2 separate regions of the Homo sapiens genome follow, and region 2 is linked to region 1. A link is a loop called in an ENCODE intact Hi-C map of the cell type or tissue named here. Cell type or tissue: natural killer cell. All regions are shown on one strand.

Region 1 (8,000 bases):
GGCTAAGAGTCGCCCCTGAAACCCTGGGGACTGGTGAGGCTGGAAAGCAAGCAGGAGGGCAGGCATGGGGCCGGAAGTCGGCTTTGTTGGGGAAGAGTAAATTCACTGCCTGCCTGCCCTCTAATTGCAGCTCTTTCCCAAGGCCTTTTCCTGTCATTAATCTGCAGTCTGGGGGCTGGGAGGAAAGGCCTTTGGCTCCCAGACCCTTGTGCGAGGGTCCCTCTGTCTCAGTTTTAGTCCAAAGTGGGAGGAGATAATCACAAAGGACTATAGAGATGGTGCTGGGTCTTGGGCCCAGTTGGCTACTCTCAGCCCAGGGAGATGGAAAGGACAAACACATGTTCTTTGGGTGATCGAGTTTCAGGGCCCTCCAGGGTGGCATTTTGCCAAGCCTACCTCCAACCTCAGGGACAGCCCCAAGTATCTTGACCGCCTTTCAGAGAGAGGTGACCCCCATTCAGGGTTGAGTTGAAATTCTTGAGCCTGGCTGGCTTTTCTGCTGGCTTCCCTTTGGAGTGAGGACTTCCTGGGAGTCGTGCCTGACGGGGGAGGTGGTACCATACACTGTTGGCCCCCTTTTCACTTCATGGCTCAGGGGAATGTGTGGGCCTCTTGGAAAGAGCTACATTTCAAATGTATATTACATTTGAAATATACTAAATATATTGTTGAGTATATATGTATTGTATATTACATTTGAAATATATATTGAAATATATATTGTTGAGTATATATGTATTGTATTGTATATATGTATTGTATTGTATATTACATTTGAAATATACATTGAGTATACTCAACAATATATATTTCAATATATATTTCAAATGTAATATACAATACATTTGAAATGTAGGGCCACCAAAGAGTATATATACACCATATGGTTCCCCCTGTATAATTATAGTTCAAAGCCTGGCAGAACTCACCTATGCTATTGTAAGTCAGGATAGTGGTTACTGTGGGAGAAAGGGGGCATGTAGTGACAGGCAGGGGCATGAGGGAAGCTTTCTCAGAAGTTCAACTCTGGATTTGTGACCTCCGGCAAGTTATCGAACCTCTCTGAAGCCCACTTCACATCAGGGCAAGTGTTCCCATCTTGGTTCTGCCACTGATTGTGTAAACTGGGTATGTTTCTTAACTTCTCTAGGTTTCTGTTTCCTCATTAGTGGAATGAAGACAAAAGCACCGACCTCATCTGGCTGTTGTGAGGATGAAATGAGCGAGTACGCCTACAGTGCTTGGAACATTGTCTGACACGGCAGTCCCTTGTGGAATGTAGGTTTATGCTTACTCTTTCCTACACCCCACCTCCAGCCTCTTACCCTGGGCATTTCCCCACCTGGAATACTCTGCCCTTCTCTCTGTCAGCCGTAGTTTCTCACCCTTCCAATTTAAGTGGAAAACCCGCAAATGCCCATCATCTGTAGAATGGATAAATTAATTGTGGCAGAGTCACACAAAAGAATAGTACCCAGGTAGGAGACAGTACAACTGTTCCCAACAGTATGGATGAGTGTCACAAACATATGGTTGAGTAAAGGGGCTGGCCACCAAAGAGTATATATACACGATATGGTTCCCCCTGTAAGTTCAAAGCCTGGCAGAGCTCACCTGTGCTGTTGGAAGTCAGGATAGCGGTTGCCCTGGGGGAAGGGGGGGGTGTAGTAACTGGCAGGGGCATGAGGGAAGCTTCTAGACTTCTGAGAGTGTTGTTTCTTGATCTAAGTGCTGTCTACATGGGGATGTTCACATTATAGAAACTCATTCGGTGGCGCAATTATGATTTATCCACTTCTCTGTATGGATATTATACTTCTATGGAAAGATTTTTCAATTCCAGCTTAAAAGGCAGCATCCATGCAGAAACCATGCCCTGATCAATCTCTCAGAGGTCCACACTGCCCCAGCCAGCATCCTCTTCCCTTACTTCCTGAGCAAACTTGGCTTTCCCCAGTGGTCTCCTGAGCTACCCCCTCTGCTCCTTCAGGGTATCAGGCATATACTGAGCACCCTGTGAGCTCTAGGCCCTACCTCTGTGTGTGTGAGAATCCAGCAATGAGGGTCTAAACTCCTCCCGCATGCCCGTGTCCTGCCAAGCACTTCCTGTGTGCCAGCTCACTCCAGCCTCATCGCAGCCCCGCATCATATTCGCACCTCGAAGCAGAGGAGACCAAGATGCGAAATGAAGTGCCCTAGGCAGGGTGGCGCAGCTGGTCTTAGGAAGAGCAAGCCTCCAAACCCAGGTCTATGACTCTGGAAACCCAAGTATGTTGCTGTGCTCGTGCTACCTCAGAGCTCATGCTGTTGCCCCGCCCCACCAGTGTAGAAGTTAGCAGTGGATTGAGTGTAGTGGTGATGGCATGCAGGTGGTTTTTGAACAGAGCTCCTAGGAAAGCAGGTGGGAGTGCAGAGGGGGAAGGGCTCTGGCGGGGCTTTGTGGAGGAGGTATATCTGAGCTGGGCCATGCAGGGGAGGCAGGATTTCTCCAGGTGGAGCTCGGAAGGGTTTGAACAAGAATGAAAGTTAGAGACGTTGAGAGCCTGATGATGGGATGGTGGGTGGGGGAGTAGAAAAGGCTATGGAAGGCTCTTGCCCGCCAGGCCAAGGGCATGTATCCTGTGGGCAGTGAGGAGCCACTGAAAATACAAAGTGCATGCTGGCAGGGTGTGGGGGTCATACTAGAGGTGTGCTGTAGGAAGGGAGCCATGGAGAAAGTGGGGATGTGGTAGAGTAGGAGCATCCTTAGGGGAACCAAGTCCAGGAAAAATCCCTCTCCACTTCCTATACCCCAACACTGGCCTTTGGGTGAAATCAGATCAAAGGGCTTGCAGAGCAAGAACTTGAAGGAAGTGAAAGTCTCCAAAGGGCAGCTAAGAGGTCTGTCTCCCAACCCTGGGGCCTCTCCAATCCTTCACGATCCATGGGAGGCGCCATGTCCTAGCCCTACCATTCTAGAGGGCCCGCACCCTCCTCTGCTCTGCTGGCTGGAAGGTCACTCATTCCACAGCTATCTGGGTCTGCCCCACGGAGCTCTCCTGCTGATGGGTTGAATCTTTTATGCTCATCAGACTCTTCTAGCGCCTTTGAGATCAACAAGGGGACAAGAGAGTGGAGAGAGAAGGGGTCAAGATTCTGGAGTCAGACAAATCTTGGCTTGGATCCCTGCTCGGCAGCTTCCCAGCTGTGTGACCTTCAGCAAGTTGCTTCACCTCTGTGAGCCTCAAGTGTCAAATAGGGATAATGACAATATCTGCCCCTACCTCACCAGGTTGTCGTGGGGAGTGAACAAGGTAAGAGATGCACAGCACCGTGCCTGGCATCCCATGAGCTCTCACTCTGTGGTGGCTCTTAGTACTATTAAGTCTTGTGTTCTCTGTGCCAGCACTGGGGGCATGGCTCATTCTTCTTTGCAGTGTCTCCCTATCCCCACCCATGCCTACAGCAGGCACCCCCTTGTGTGGTATGCACGTGCACACTTGTGACAGGGTACTCTCACATCTATTCTTTTGGGTGATCTGTACAACCTCTTGAGGGGGGCAGATTAGGAGTTATCCTCCTTTTCAGAGGCGAGGAAACTGAGGCCCAAAGAAAGTCAATGAGCTGTCCAAGGTCCTACAGCTAGAGCGTGGTAGGATTCCAGCTCAGCTTTCTTGCCCCCTGTCTGGCACATTCTCCATTGGCAGGCCCAAGAGGAGAAGCAGGGGCAGGAGAAAGAGGCCTCTCTTGCCTTTGTGCTTTCCTCTCCACCACGTCATCTCAGCCTCTGAGAAGAAGGGACTAGCAGTGATTCAGCCAGCCCGCTGCCTCTGGGCCTGGGGAAGATGCTCTGTACCTTCTGGAAGCTTGGCTTCTGGGGGACATTTCCATAGTCTGGGGCTAGCAGAGTGTGTGGAGGCAAGCTCATCCCAGCTCTGGAGGCTGGCACCGGCTCTGGCAGGGGTTGGGGTGGGGTTTGCCTGGACTACTCTCCCCGAAAGGACCCCTTCTCCTGGGAGAGACCTGGGGAAATCCCAGGGGCCCACTTGCCTGCCGAACACAGAATCTGGGTAATTGAAGCTGGGAAAGAAAAAGGGGACTTCTGGCTTCTGTGTGCCCCTAGGTACGTCTTCCTGATGTGGCACAGGGTCCCAGTGTCAAAGTGTCAGCTCTTTCTCACACTTTCCTCCAGCTCAGCGCCCCTGTGGTTTGAGGCCTAGCAGTGTCTATAGAGCAATCTCTGTTTCCCACCCCCACCAGCCAGAGAGCAAGGGGAAGTGGCCCTGCTCTCTTAGGAGTGGCAGCCAATGGCAGTCCTGCTGGGCCTAGCACCCTGCAGGGTTTGGACGGGGATGACAGAGCCCGTGTGAAGATTCATGAACCTCCCCCCTCCCCCGCCCACCACCACTGCAACCTTAGAGAAGCAGCTGGGGTGGGGAGAATACAGCCGGAAGTGGCAGCCACCCCAGGACCTGAGAGCTGGGGCAGGATGCACACCCCACTGCCCCGAGTCTCAGTCTTTCAGCTGCCTTGGCCTCCATCTCTGAGCTACTCCCCTGACAAGGGGGATCCACCATAGGGCACCTGGGCTGAGTTCCAGGGAAAATTGGCGGGGGATAGCCTGGGCCTCTTGGACCTAGTTCAGGCCTGCTTTGGGACTGTCCTAGCATCCCATTGGATGTGTAGGATATACTTGCTGATTGTCTGGGAGAATCCTTCAATTGAATTAAAGAATTAGGTCTAGAAATCCTCAAACCCAACCAAAGAAATCTGGAAATCCTCAAATTCAACCACAAAATCCTAGATCTGGCACAGCCTTCAAGGATTCTTCCAGTCCGGTCTCTGCCCCAGGGGGATGAACACCTCAGCCATCCATGACAGCTGTTTTTCCTCCTGGCCTTTAAAATCCTCCCTCCTCAGCCTTCACTCCTACTCACCACCTCAACTTAATTTCTCATTCCCCACCCAGGAAGAACCTGTATGCCCCCTGCATCCCACTGCACTTCCGGATGCCTTTTCCCCCAAGACTGGAATGGCCTCAGGCCCCCATCTCCAGGTTGGCTCCATCTCGGGTAGGGCCTGGGAGCTACCACAGAGCTGAGCCAAGTGGGCAGGGTCTGGGCCATGGCCAAAGTGGAGGAGGGGGTGGCAGTCCTGTGAGCATCATGGCTCCAAGCTGGGCAGCCCAGCAGGGCCCTTTGAGTGAGATGGCTCCTGAGAGGCCGTGGCCGGGGCAGAAGTGGCAGCAGGACCAGCGTAGAGGAGAGATAGTTAAGTACAAGCTTAGGGTTCAGCTTAAGCATTGTATTTTGTTATTCTCAAATTCTAGTCTAAGATTCTGGCCCCTAATTTTAGATCTTTTTTCCCATTCTTCTAGGGTTGAATTGCATGACTCTAGATTTCTAAGGATCTATTCTGTAACTCTGTTGCTCCAGAATTTTAAACATCTCTTCTGTACTTCTGTTAACCTTTGGGTCCCTGTCCCGTTGCCTTCTAGGTGAGTGGCCCTCACCTACAGACTCAACATATGGCCTTTGGCTCTTCCCACTTCCAAGAGTCTTGGAAGGGATGGGTCGAGCAAGCAGAGGAAAGGAAGATGTGAGTTCCCAAAATGCTCCTCACCTTTTTCTTCTGAGTGGGCTCCTTCTCACTGGCATTGGAGGGCTTGCGGCGCAGCATGGTCCTCCACCCTGGGAGACTCCGTCCCTGCTCTCCTAGGTGTCAAGATGCAGAGGCCTCTTGCTTAGCCTCACCAGAACTGCCCGGGGGCACGGCATGAACCGAGCCTTCAGCTGCCACTCTGACTGCTGCAGTGGCAGCTTGGGGGTGCGGGCCATGGACACCCGGCAGCAGCAGCATACAGGAAGCCCTGCCACGTGACCTACTCTTACAGCAATCGCAGCCCCTGCCGGCCCCTAGGGAGGAAGGAAGTCCAAGCTTCAGTCTCCAGAGATTCTGATGCAGACGGCTCTTGGGTTGAACAGTCAGAGAAAGTCCCTACCTTGTTGTCTCATGTCGATCATCATCAGTCCTTCTGCTCCATCTTCCTAGAGGTGGACAATCAGCTCGACATTATATGGCGTACCCAAGCCCTTTATCTCACTGACCAGAATCCAGAAACCAGAAGTTGGACCATCTGGCTGCCTGTTGGATCAATGCTCCCGGTCAACTCACGTCTTCAAGGTCGTCACTGCCATCACTACCACTACCATCACCCCTGTGACCATCACCACTGCTACCATCACTCCTATCAATAGCCATCACCATACAGCCATCACCCCTACAGCCATCAGGCCTGCAGCCATCCCCGCTGCCATCAGCACACCTATAGCCATTGTCACTATGGTAATCACCTCTACAGTTGACATCCTTCAGCCATCACCTCTACAGTCATCACCATTGCTGCTATCACCCTTCCAGCCATCATCCTTACAGCTGTCACCCTTCTGGACATTACAGCCAACCGCACTCATGACCCTCTCACCCCTATAACCATCGTCCCTACAGTCATCTCTCCTACAACCATCATCACATCCGTGCAGCCATCAGCCCTGCAGCCATCACTCCTACAGCCATCAGTACACCTAAAGCCATCATCACTAGAGCAGTCACCCCTCCAGTCAGTACCCCTCAGCCATCATGAGTATATTTATCACCACCACAGCTGAAAAGCACTTACAGCCAACTCCACACCTCTAGCAAGTATCCAACAGGCATTTATCAAACACCTATGCAGTATATTCAATTTGTGGGTTGTCTGTGGCAGATTTTAATAACTTTAATAACTTCTTGGTATTACAAAAGCAACTTGTATTTGTCATACAATTTCACAAACACATAAACAAAAAAAATTTCAAAATTTCCCATCATTGTCCTCTACACTGTTTTAAGCATCTATCTACTCTCTGTCTATAAACATTTTTTTTCTTTTTACAAAAATCATACTGCTCAGAAAACAGATAATTGGTTTGGGGAGAAGGGGAGGGGAGAGAAGGGAAGGGAGACATCACACAGGGTAACAGGAAGCTTTTAGGAGTGATGAATATGTTCACTATCTTGACTGTGGTGATGATTTCATGGGGGAATACACATGTCAAAACGTATCAAATTGTATACTTCAAATATGTGCAGTTTATTGTAGCTCCATTATACCTCAATAAAGCTGTTTAAAATTTTTTAATTAAAAAAGGTCATAATTCACACTATTGGTGTCTGCTTTTCACACTAAACACAGTATCTTTTTTGTTTTTTTTTCGAGATGGAGTCTCTCACTCTGTCTCCCAGGCTGGAGTGCAGTGGCGTGATCTCGGCTCACTGCAACCTCCACCTCCTGAGTTCAAGCAATTCTTGTGCCTCTGCCTCCCAAGTAGCTGGGACTATAGGTGCGTACCACCACCCTGGTTAATTTTTGTATTTTTTGTAGAGACAGGGTTTCACCATGTTGCCCAGGCTGGTCTTGAACTCCTGGTCTCAAGTGACCTCTTTGCCTCATCCTCCCAAAGTGCTGGGATTACAGGCGTGAGCCACTACGTCCAGCTGAACACAGTATCAAGATTGTCTCATGCTATGAAATAGTCTTCAACTACGTAATTTATAACGGCTGTGGAACATCCCATTGTGTGGATGTGCCGTGCTTATTTCACCAAGCCCTTGCTGATGAACTTGGGTTGGCTTAAATTTTTAAATTATTCATTGAACATACTTATGGTAAATATTCACATCCATAGTTTTTTTTCTGTAGGGGAAATATCCAGAAGAGGAATTGCTGGGGTCAAAGGTATGCACATTTTTAAGGCTTTCAATTCTGTGGTACTTGTGAAATACTAGGCTTGTCCACCCCTGTTCCCAAGATGTTCTCGTGACTTCCTCTCCGATTCTGCTTTATGCCCTCTGACCATCCAACCTTCAGGGTGAGCTCAGGGAAGATAAGATCTTTCTTCCCTAAGCTGAAACCATACATTCTTTGGCCTACTCAGTCGGCCAGGCAGACTCATGAAAAGATTCCACACCCCAGATCTCCT
Region 2 (8,000 bases), 300 kb before region 1:
GGCTGGGTTTGGCACATGAGCCATAGTTTATGAACCCCTGCTTTGGTCTAAGAAGTAAAGCTAAGGTGTCATGAGGAGGAGGAGAGAGTGTGCCAGGTGGGGAGGAAGCAGGGAAGGCTTTGAAAAGAAGGTGACATTTGCTTCAGATCTTGAAGGACTTGTGGGCATTGGGCTTGCAGAAGTTGAAGAAGGGCCTGTCAGGCCTGGGGGACAGTGTGAACACAGGCACGGAGGTGGAGGTGGGGAAGGCACTGTGGAGGTGGGGAAGGCACTGTGAAGGTTCAATGTGCCCTGCATGTGTGTGGCTTCTTCTTCTTCTTCTTCTTTTTTTTTTTTGAGACAGAGTCTTGCTCTGTCGCCCAGGCTGGAGTGCAGTGGCGTGATCTTGGCTCACTGCAACCTCCATCTCCCGGGTTCAAGCAATTCTCCTGCTTCAGCCTCCTGAGTAGCTGGGACTACAGGAGGGCGCCACCACACCTGGCTAATTTTTGTATTTTTTATTATAGACAAGGCTTCACCATATTGGCCAGGCTGGTCTTGAACTCCTGACCTCATCATCCGCCTGCCTCGGCCTCCCAAAGTGCTAGGATTACAGACGTGAGCCACCACGCCTGGCCCTAATTTTTGTATTTTTAGTAGAGATGGGGTTTCACCATGTTGGCCAGGCTGGTCTTGAACTCCTGACCTCAGGTGATCTGCTTGCCTCGGCCTCCCAAAGTGCTGGGATTACAGGCATGAGTCACCACGTCCAGACAATTTTTTTGTATTTTTTAGTAGAGACAGAGTTTCACCATGTTGGCCAGGCTGATCTCGAACTCCTGACCTCAAGTGACCTGCCCGCCTTGGCCTCCCAGAGTGCTGGGATAACAAGCATGAGCCACCACGCCCAGCCGTGGCTTCATTGTTATTGGCCAGCCCTGAATCTTTGACTGCTGTGTGTTCTTGCCAGAGGAAAGGGTTGCTTTTTTGAGGATGCCAGGAGACAATGAGCAAGGAAGGAGGCAAGGAAGAAGAGTCACTTGGGAGTCACAGTGCAACTAGCTGTGTCACCTTGAGCAAGTCACTTCCTCTCCTATGGTAGCAGAAGTTGGATGATAAGAGGGATGGATGCAATGATCTTTCAGGTCTCTTATAACTTTGATATCCTGGGACTCTGACTCAAGGAGAGGTGTTTTTTTTTTTTTTTTTTTTTTTTTTTTGAGCTGAGGTCTCACTCTTGTTGCCCTGGCTGAAGTGCAGTGGTGCGATCTCAGCTCACTGGGGCCCCCACCTCCCAGGCTCAAGCGATCCTCCCACCTCAGCCTCCTGAGTAGCTGGGACTACAGGCGTGTGCCACCACGTCTGGCTAATTTTTGTATTTTTTTTTTTAGTAGAGACAGGGTTTTGCCATGTTGCCCAGGCTGGTCTCGAACTCCTGAGCTCAAGCAATCCACCTGCCTCGGCCTCCCAAAGTGCTGGGATTACAGGTGTGTACCACCGCACCTGGCCTTCTAACTTGAGGAGAGGTTTTAATCGTGCCGGTGAGAGAGAAGGAGGAACCCCAGGAGCTCTCGATGACTTCTGGAGCCGAGGCTGCCCTCCCTGTCTGGCCAGGCCCTGGTAGGCTGTCTTCCCACCTCATCCTTTCTGGCACCCCTCCCTTCTGTGAAAGGGATGCTGGAGTACTGCTCTTGTGCCTGAAGTACTGTCCTTTGCTTTTGCTGGCCTGGGGATTGGCCAGTGGCAGAAGGGCGCATTTGGGAGGGGCAGCCAGTGCCAAGCAGGCAGCAACCACACCATGGCCCCTGCTGCCCAGGAAAGTTCCAGATCTGAGCAAGGAGGCTTCACGTTAGTTTCTAGGACACACACTGGGCTGGCAGGGACCTTGACAAAGAACACTGTCCCTTCAATAAAAGTTATCTGACTTAATATCCTGTGGGTACCAACATAGATTATCCCAGCTTCTAAAAAACCCACTAATGAATTTAATTAGTCTCTAGTCAGTGTTTGTTTTTTTGAGATGGAGTCTCGCTCTGTCACCCAGGCTGGAGTGCAGTGGCGCGATCTCAGCTTACTGCAACCTCCCCCTCCCAGGTTCAAGCGATTCTCTTGCCTCAGTCTCCCGAATAGCTGGGATTACAGGTGCACGCCGCCACACTCCGGCTAATTTTTGTATTTATAGTAGAGACGGGCTTTTGCTGTGTTGGCCAGGCTGATCTCAAACTCTTGACCTCAGGTGATCCACCCTCCTTGGCCTCCCAAAGTGCTGGGATTATAGGCATGAGCCACCGCACCCGGCAATATCTTTTAACATTCTTAGCGAGAACACCCTGCACATCTTGGGGTCTCTACAGCTACTGTATCTCCCCATAGTCCATCAATTTCTTTACTTTGGGGTGGCTCTGGGATTCACCTCCTGGTTCCAGCTACCCTACCTGGTCTCCCTCCATCTCCTCCACTCACAGACCCACTCTTATTTTATTTATTTATTTATTTTTTTGAGATGGAGTGTTCACTCTTGTCGCCCAGGCTGGAGTGCAGTGGCGCGATCTCAGCTCACTGCAACCTCCGCCTCCTGAGTTCAAGTGATTCTCCTGCCTCAGACCCACTCTTATACCCAGACCAAACTGCCCTTCCTAAAGGGCTGCTTGTTATGCCCCTCCCTTGCTCAAGAATCTACAGTAACTCACAGTCGCTTTCCATATTAAGTTCTCATTCCACAGTTCCAGGGATCCACTTATCCAGCTTCCCAAGCAATGTTCCTCTCTCCCTCTAATCAAACTGGTTTCTTCTCTCTACCATACATTTTATATTTGTTGCTTTTGTCCCCTCAGCCTTCATTTCATCCCGCCACCTCCATTTCCCTTTCTTCCTCTATATCTAGGTAAAGACATGCTAAATGTTTAATGAACTACCACAGCCCCAGAGTAACGAATCAGACCAGGGAATTGGAAAACACACTGGCCAGGCGCGGTGGCTCACGCCTGTAATCCCAGCACTTCGGGAGGCTGAGGCGGGTGGATCACTTGAGGTCAGGATTTCAAGACCAGCCTGGCTAACATGGTGAAACCCCATCTCTATTAAAAATAAAAAAAATAGCCGGGCGTGGTGGCACACACCTATAATCCCAGCTACTCAGGAGGCTGAGGCACACCCTGGAGGCGGAGGTTGCAGTGAGCCGAGATCGCGCCACTGCACTCCAGCCCGGGTGACAGAGTGAGACTCCGTCTCAAAAAATAAAAAAAGAAAAACACGTTTCGGGCTAACAGAGAGCTTTTGCCTACATTAGCTCATTGGCCTTTTGCAACAACCCCTTGAGCTAAATAGGAGATCCCTGTTTTACAAAAGAGGAAAGTGACCTGCCTCAACCCCAAGGCAGAGCTGGGGCTTCTAGCTGGAAAGCCGATGATCTTAGGATCTGCAGGGGCTTCTGGGGGCTCTCCTAGGCTGGAGCTGGCAGACCGTTATACTGGGGTTTAGTGGCTGCCCCACACTTGGGTTTCTCCCTTTTCCTGCAGTGGGTTCTCCCGTCATTGGCTTAGTGCCACTGTCCTGTGCTTCGTGCATGAAGCACTAGAGATGGTGATGTGGTGGCCGCAGGCACTTCCAGGGGGTGCTCTTTTGGCCTTCTCAGAGCAGCTGGGGAAATAGGTTCTCTTTGTCACTAACCCTCCCCCTCCTCTTCCTCCCCTATGGGGCTTCTGTAGTGTAGTGCTCTTTCTTGCCACATAACCACAACCCAAAGTGCTGGGGCGGGGTGAGGACAGGGGATCCAGTGCGCTGCACCAGCCGCAGCAGCCTGCTCCTCCCTCCCTGCCAGGTCCCCAGCCCAGGCAAGGAGTCAGCCCCTTGCCACCCAACAACTGGAACCCTCCAGCCCCACCCTGTGTATTCTGGAGCCAGTGGGGTCCACCGTCTGGAGCTTAATGGGGCCCACAGCCCCTGTTGCTCTCTGGGAGGTCACCTGAAACTCATCATCTGGATGAACGCTTTTTAATTTTCAAAGTGCTTTTCCACTGCCATCTTTATTCACCCGAGACTCCCTGGTGAGCACCTGCTAAGCCTGGATTACTCACAACCCTCACCTGCTCGAAGGATGACAGAAACCACAGCCCAGAAAGATGGCCGACTTTTCCATGGTCACACATCTTGCTAGGATGCAGCCAGAACGCCTCCCTCCTCCTCCCCGGCCCTAGGCAGTCTACACTGTGGGTGGGCTGTGGGTCCCCTGGAGAAAGAGGAAAAAGCATCTCTTTGCCTGGGACCTGCCATCTAATCACTCCTCCTCTGGGACAGATCAAGGCCTGCAAAGAAGGTAGGGGAAGAGGCGAGCTGAGCAGGGTGTGAGAGCGGGGGCTGTAACTGGGGAAGAACCCTGGGCCCACCTCACCATCAGAGTTGGGAGAAACCCTATGCTGGAATCAGGTGGTGACAGAGGAGCAAGGAAGGAAACTGGGTTTCTTGTAAATAAGCACAGAGAAACCCCAACCAACAGAGCTTGCAAAACCTTTCTTTTTTCCCTCCCTCTTCCTGGTTTCATCTCAAATGGAGTGGCTGGTAGAAAGAAAGGAATAGGAGAAAGAGCTGACAAAATAGCGGTGACTAGGGCCCCTTCACTGGGCATTTGCTTAAGTAGGAGGGTTAGCTCACTCATTGGAGTCCAGCCATAACTGGACTGAGGTTTGGGGTTCAAGTCCTGTGGATGGGTGAATTCTGCTCTGTTCAGGACTACAGACTGGATATAGTCCTGACTCTGGCCTTCTGTCTCTTAAATCCACGCCACTGGTCACATGGTACAGCAGGCAGTTCCCTGCTTGATGACTATTCGCCTGAGGACGGGCTGTTTTTCAGTCGAGGGTACAGCTGTTCCTGGGGTAGTTTCCATTTTGCTTGTGGTTGTGGGGGAGGGGTGTTGAGGGAGTGGGAAATGGCATGAAGGAAATTGTCACTTCCTTTCCAGAGAATTCCAGAAAGGTTTCATGGAGGATGAGGTATTTCAGGAGTGAGAGCTGGCTCCAAGGGGACAAGGAACCGGAGAAGGAGAATTGTGCTTTGTGGCCCAGCTGACCATCTGGCCTCCATGTTTCCTGGCATGTGCGAAAATGCCACGGGTGTTACCAGCAATTCTGTGAGAGCCATTGGCTCAGCTGAAAGGGTGTAGATTTAAACTCACTCCACGGAGACTGTGGACGTGGCTTTCACATTGGGGCTATTTCCTGTAAGGGAGGCCCAGATGAGTGGTTGCTGGACACTGCTTGGTATGTTTCAGTGACAGCCCCAGGAAGGGTCTGTGCATCTAAAGGGGGCCGAGTTGTGACACAGGAGCAGCCCAAACCACTTCTATTTTGCTTCGGTTTTGAAATGCAGTCAGAGCCACAGAGGTGTGTATTTGCAGGCCAGGAGGTCGGCGCCTTTGCCTGCACACTCCCTCTTAAGGTCCATACACTCAGAGGGCACCCAGGGGCACATACTTTCTCGCAAAGGCTTTGCTTTTGGCCCAAGTAAGACAGGCGCTGGGAGTCAGAGACCCTGTAGGGCCTCAAAGGGTGTGAAGGGAGTGGAGCTCTTGCCACCCTGCGAGGGGACTGTGACTGGAGCAAGCTGTGAGCTGTGCAAGCATGGGGCAGGGTAGGGGAATTCACCACCAGTTACTAAGGGTTCACAGGCTCCTCAATTCCCCGAGCCAAGTGTCCGTGTGTGCTCCCTGATTTGTCTACTTGCTGGGGAGGCAGCATCCAGGGCTCTAGGCTACTGAAGCTGCGTCCCAGCCAAAGGGCCCACTGGAGAAGGGAGCCCCTGGTGGGGGCCTCCCTGGCCCACAGGGCGCACCTCCTATGATGGTGGCATCTTTGGTTTCGGGTTCCTGGGAGAAGGAGGTTATTTTGAAGGACTGAAGGGGGGGTTCACTCCTCTGCTGGGGAGAGTGAGTGAACATGCAAATGAGCCTCTCTCCACCTCTCACTTTCAAATCCTCAAACATCTCAAGGGGGAGGGGGAAACTTTCTGGACTGGACGGTTAGGGCGGATGGTTTCTCAGCCTTGGCCAAAAGAGTAGGACAGCTACTTCCTCCCCCTCCACCCCTTCAAGACCTTAGCTTCAGGCTCAGGGTAGACGATCACCAGGATGAGCCTCGGGTGCTGGGTATAGCTTCACAATACCTCACAATCCCGAGGCAGCAAAGCCTGCACCCACCAAGTCCTGGATTTTGCTACCTCAATATGTGGACACAGAAAAGAATGCCCTGGGAATCGTCTCTCTTTGATTTCAAACCTCTCTGCATTGGTGACCAAGGATTCCATTCAATGCAGTGCAGGGCCCTGGCTGCCTCCCTCCCCCACCAGCTCCCTGGCACATGGACTTTGGGGGTCTCATCCCCGGGACCCATGGGCCACATATCTAGCTGGGCCTGGCATTCTCTTCCTGAGAACCCCACCCCCATCTTCAGCACAGCCACTTCCAGCCAGCATTAGCTCAGGTTTGTCATTCTCACGAAGGCAGCTGAGGCTGGCCCGGAGGAGGAACTGACAACTGAGCTTGCGGCTTTGCTGGCCAGACCAGGGCAGCCCTTTGACACACAGAGGCTCTCGTGCACACGTCTCCACGCTTGGGACACATGCACACACCCTGCACACACATATACCTACAGTGCGCTTGCACACCCACAACCAACGCAAATAGCGCACCTGGGTAAATGACAATGCAAAAACATACAGAGGTCACCCCAGAAGGTATGCACATTTTGCTCATTCTCGTGTAAGGCAGAGTACGTGACACCTACCCGCATCCACCGTATACAGATAAACGTTGCCCAGAAAACACACCTCACAGATGCTGACTGACCCATACCACCAATCTATCCATCCATCCATCCATCCATCCATCCATCCATCCATCCAGCCATCCATCCAGCCATCCACCCACCCACCCATCCACCCATTCATCCCTTCATTCATTCCACAAACACAAATTGAGTGTCTGTTACATGCCATACATGATGCAAGGTGCTAAGGTTTCATCAATGTCCAACACAGTTGTTGCTGCCCTCAAGGAAGCCCCTGTCTTATGGGGGAGGTAAGGAAGGTACATAAAAGTAGCCCAGGCAGACAGCACCAGCAGTGAACTCGCAAACATGAAATCCTGATCTGGAAAGAAGAGATGAGCAAGCCCGAAGGGAAGGGCTACAGCGAGTGACCTTGGGGGAAGGGACACACACAGGAGTTTCATGTTTAGACAAAGTGGGATTAGGTGAAAGTGATCACCTTTAATTTGATTAGTATGAGAATGTTTCCTGGGGGCAGGCAGAAGGCCTGTGGGAGGGCGGGAGCTGCTGTGGAATGCAAGCCTTGGGGCGCTTAGGCTGGGGGGGCAGGGGGGACAGACCTTCCAAGCATAAATGGCCTTGGGAGGCTTCACAGACCAGTGGAGAATGGGTCGCAGGCAGGGTCTGGTGGGGGTGGGGTGGTGGTGGGAGGAGTGAACCTGGGGCAAGGGCTGCAGTTTCCCAGGCGCCTCCTCCCAGTACTCAGCCTCTCACTCGTCCAAAGGGAAATTCAGACCTGAGAGGTTGAGTTGAGCGACTTCTCCCGACTTTTTGTTGGGGTGGGTGGAAAGGTGTGGGGGTGAGGGTGAGGGTGGGGGTGGGGCAAAGGCACGGCCAGCCCTGTGGGCTAACGGAAAGGAAGTAGGAGAGGCCTGGGTGTCTCCTGTGGGGGAGAGCGGTCATCAGGGAGGTCACCGTGGTCCCCCTCCCTTTCCTCCCCTTTGCCCCTCTCTGAAGTTCCTCATTTCTTTCCGGGCCAGGATAAGGTTTGCCCACCCCGGCACTGCCAAGGGAGTGTCAAGGAGGTGGAGTGCAGTGTGTGGCTTCTGCTATGGTGCATGGACACACCCACACGCACATCCACACACTCAGAACCGAGCCCAGGGGACCAAAGACGTGGCGCCTGGAAGTGGAGAAGCTCCAGTGATGGGGTGGAGGAGCAGAGCTGGCTGGCGAGGAGGGAGGTGGGAGGGCTGGGGC

The links. A loop is a pair of places that touch in the nucleus more often than their neighbours do. Peaks named below come from ENCODE experiments on the same cell type or tissue, not always from the same donor. Only the 100,000 strongest peaks of a DNase experiment are listed, where the experiment ranks them.
Region 2: it touches region 1 in a loop (5-fold over the local background); 3 of 110 quality-filtered maps call a loop at or near these places.

The regions. Positions count from the first base shown.
Region 1 is chrX:129,777,756-129,785,755 of GRCh38, reverse strand. SASH3 (SAM and SH3 domain containing 3) reads right to left here and starts at 5,807. Exons shown (of 8, transcript NM_018990.4): 1 at 5,602-5,807. The coding sequence starts at 5,658. It overlaps LOC124905215 (a long non-coding RNA gene), which reads left to right and starts at 3,222. Exons shown (of 2, transcript XR_007068328.1): 1 at 3,222-3,293; 2 at 5,477-7,181. RefSeq lists enhancers at 263-352, 3,850-3,899, 4,010-4,189, 5,457-5,516, 5,567-5,646 and 1 more. In natural killer cell, no CTCF peak of the experiment used is centred here; DNase peaks (open chromatin) are centred at 3,745, 4,405, 5,875, 7,004 and 1 weaker place; H3K4me3 peaks cover 6,483 bases; H3K27ac peaks cover 7,591 bases.
Region 2 is chrX:130,082,709-130,090,708 of GRCh38, reverse strand. The region is part of intron 1 of ELF4 (E74 like ETS transcription factor 4); the gene reads left to right. Among named protein-coding and RNA genes, the nearest start is that of ELF4, 24 kb to the left of the region's middle. RefSeq lists enhancers at 3,882-4,051, 5,626-5,885, 7,606-7,655. In natural killer cell, no CTCF peak of the experiment used is centred here; DNase peaks (open chromatin) are centred at 3,708, 4,828, 5,608 and 6,598; H3K4me3 peaks cover 3,667 bases; H3K27ac peaks cover 6,785 bases.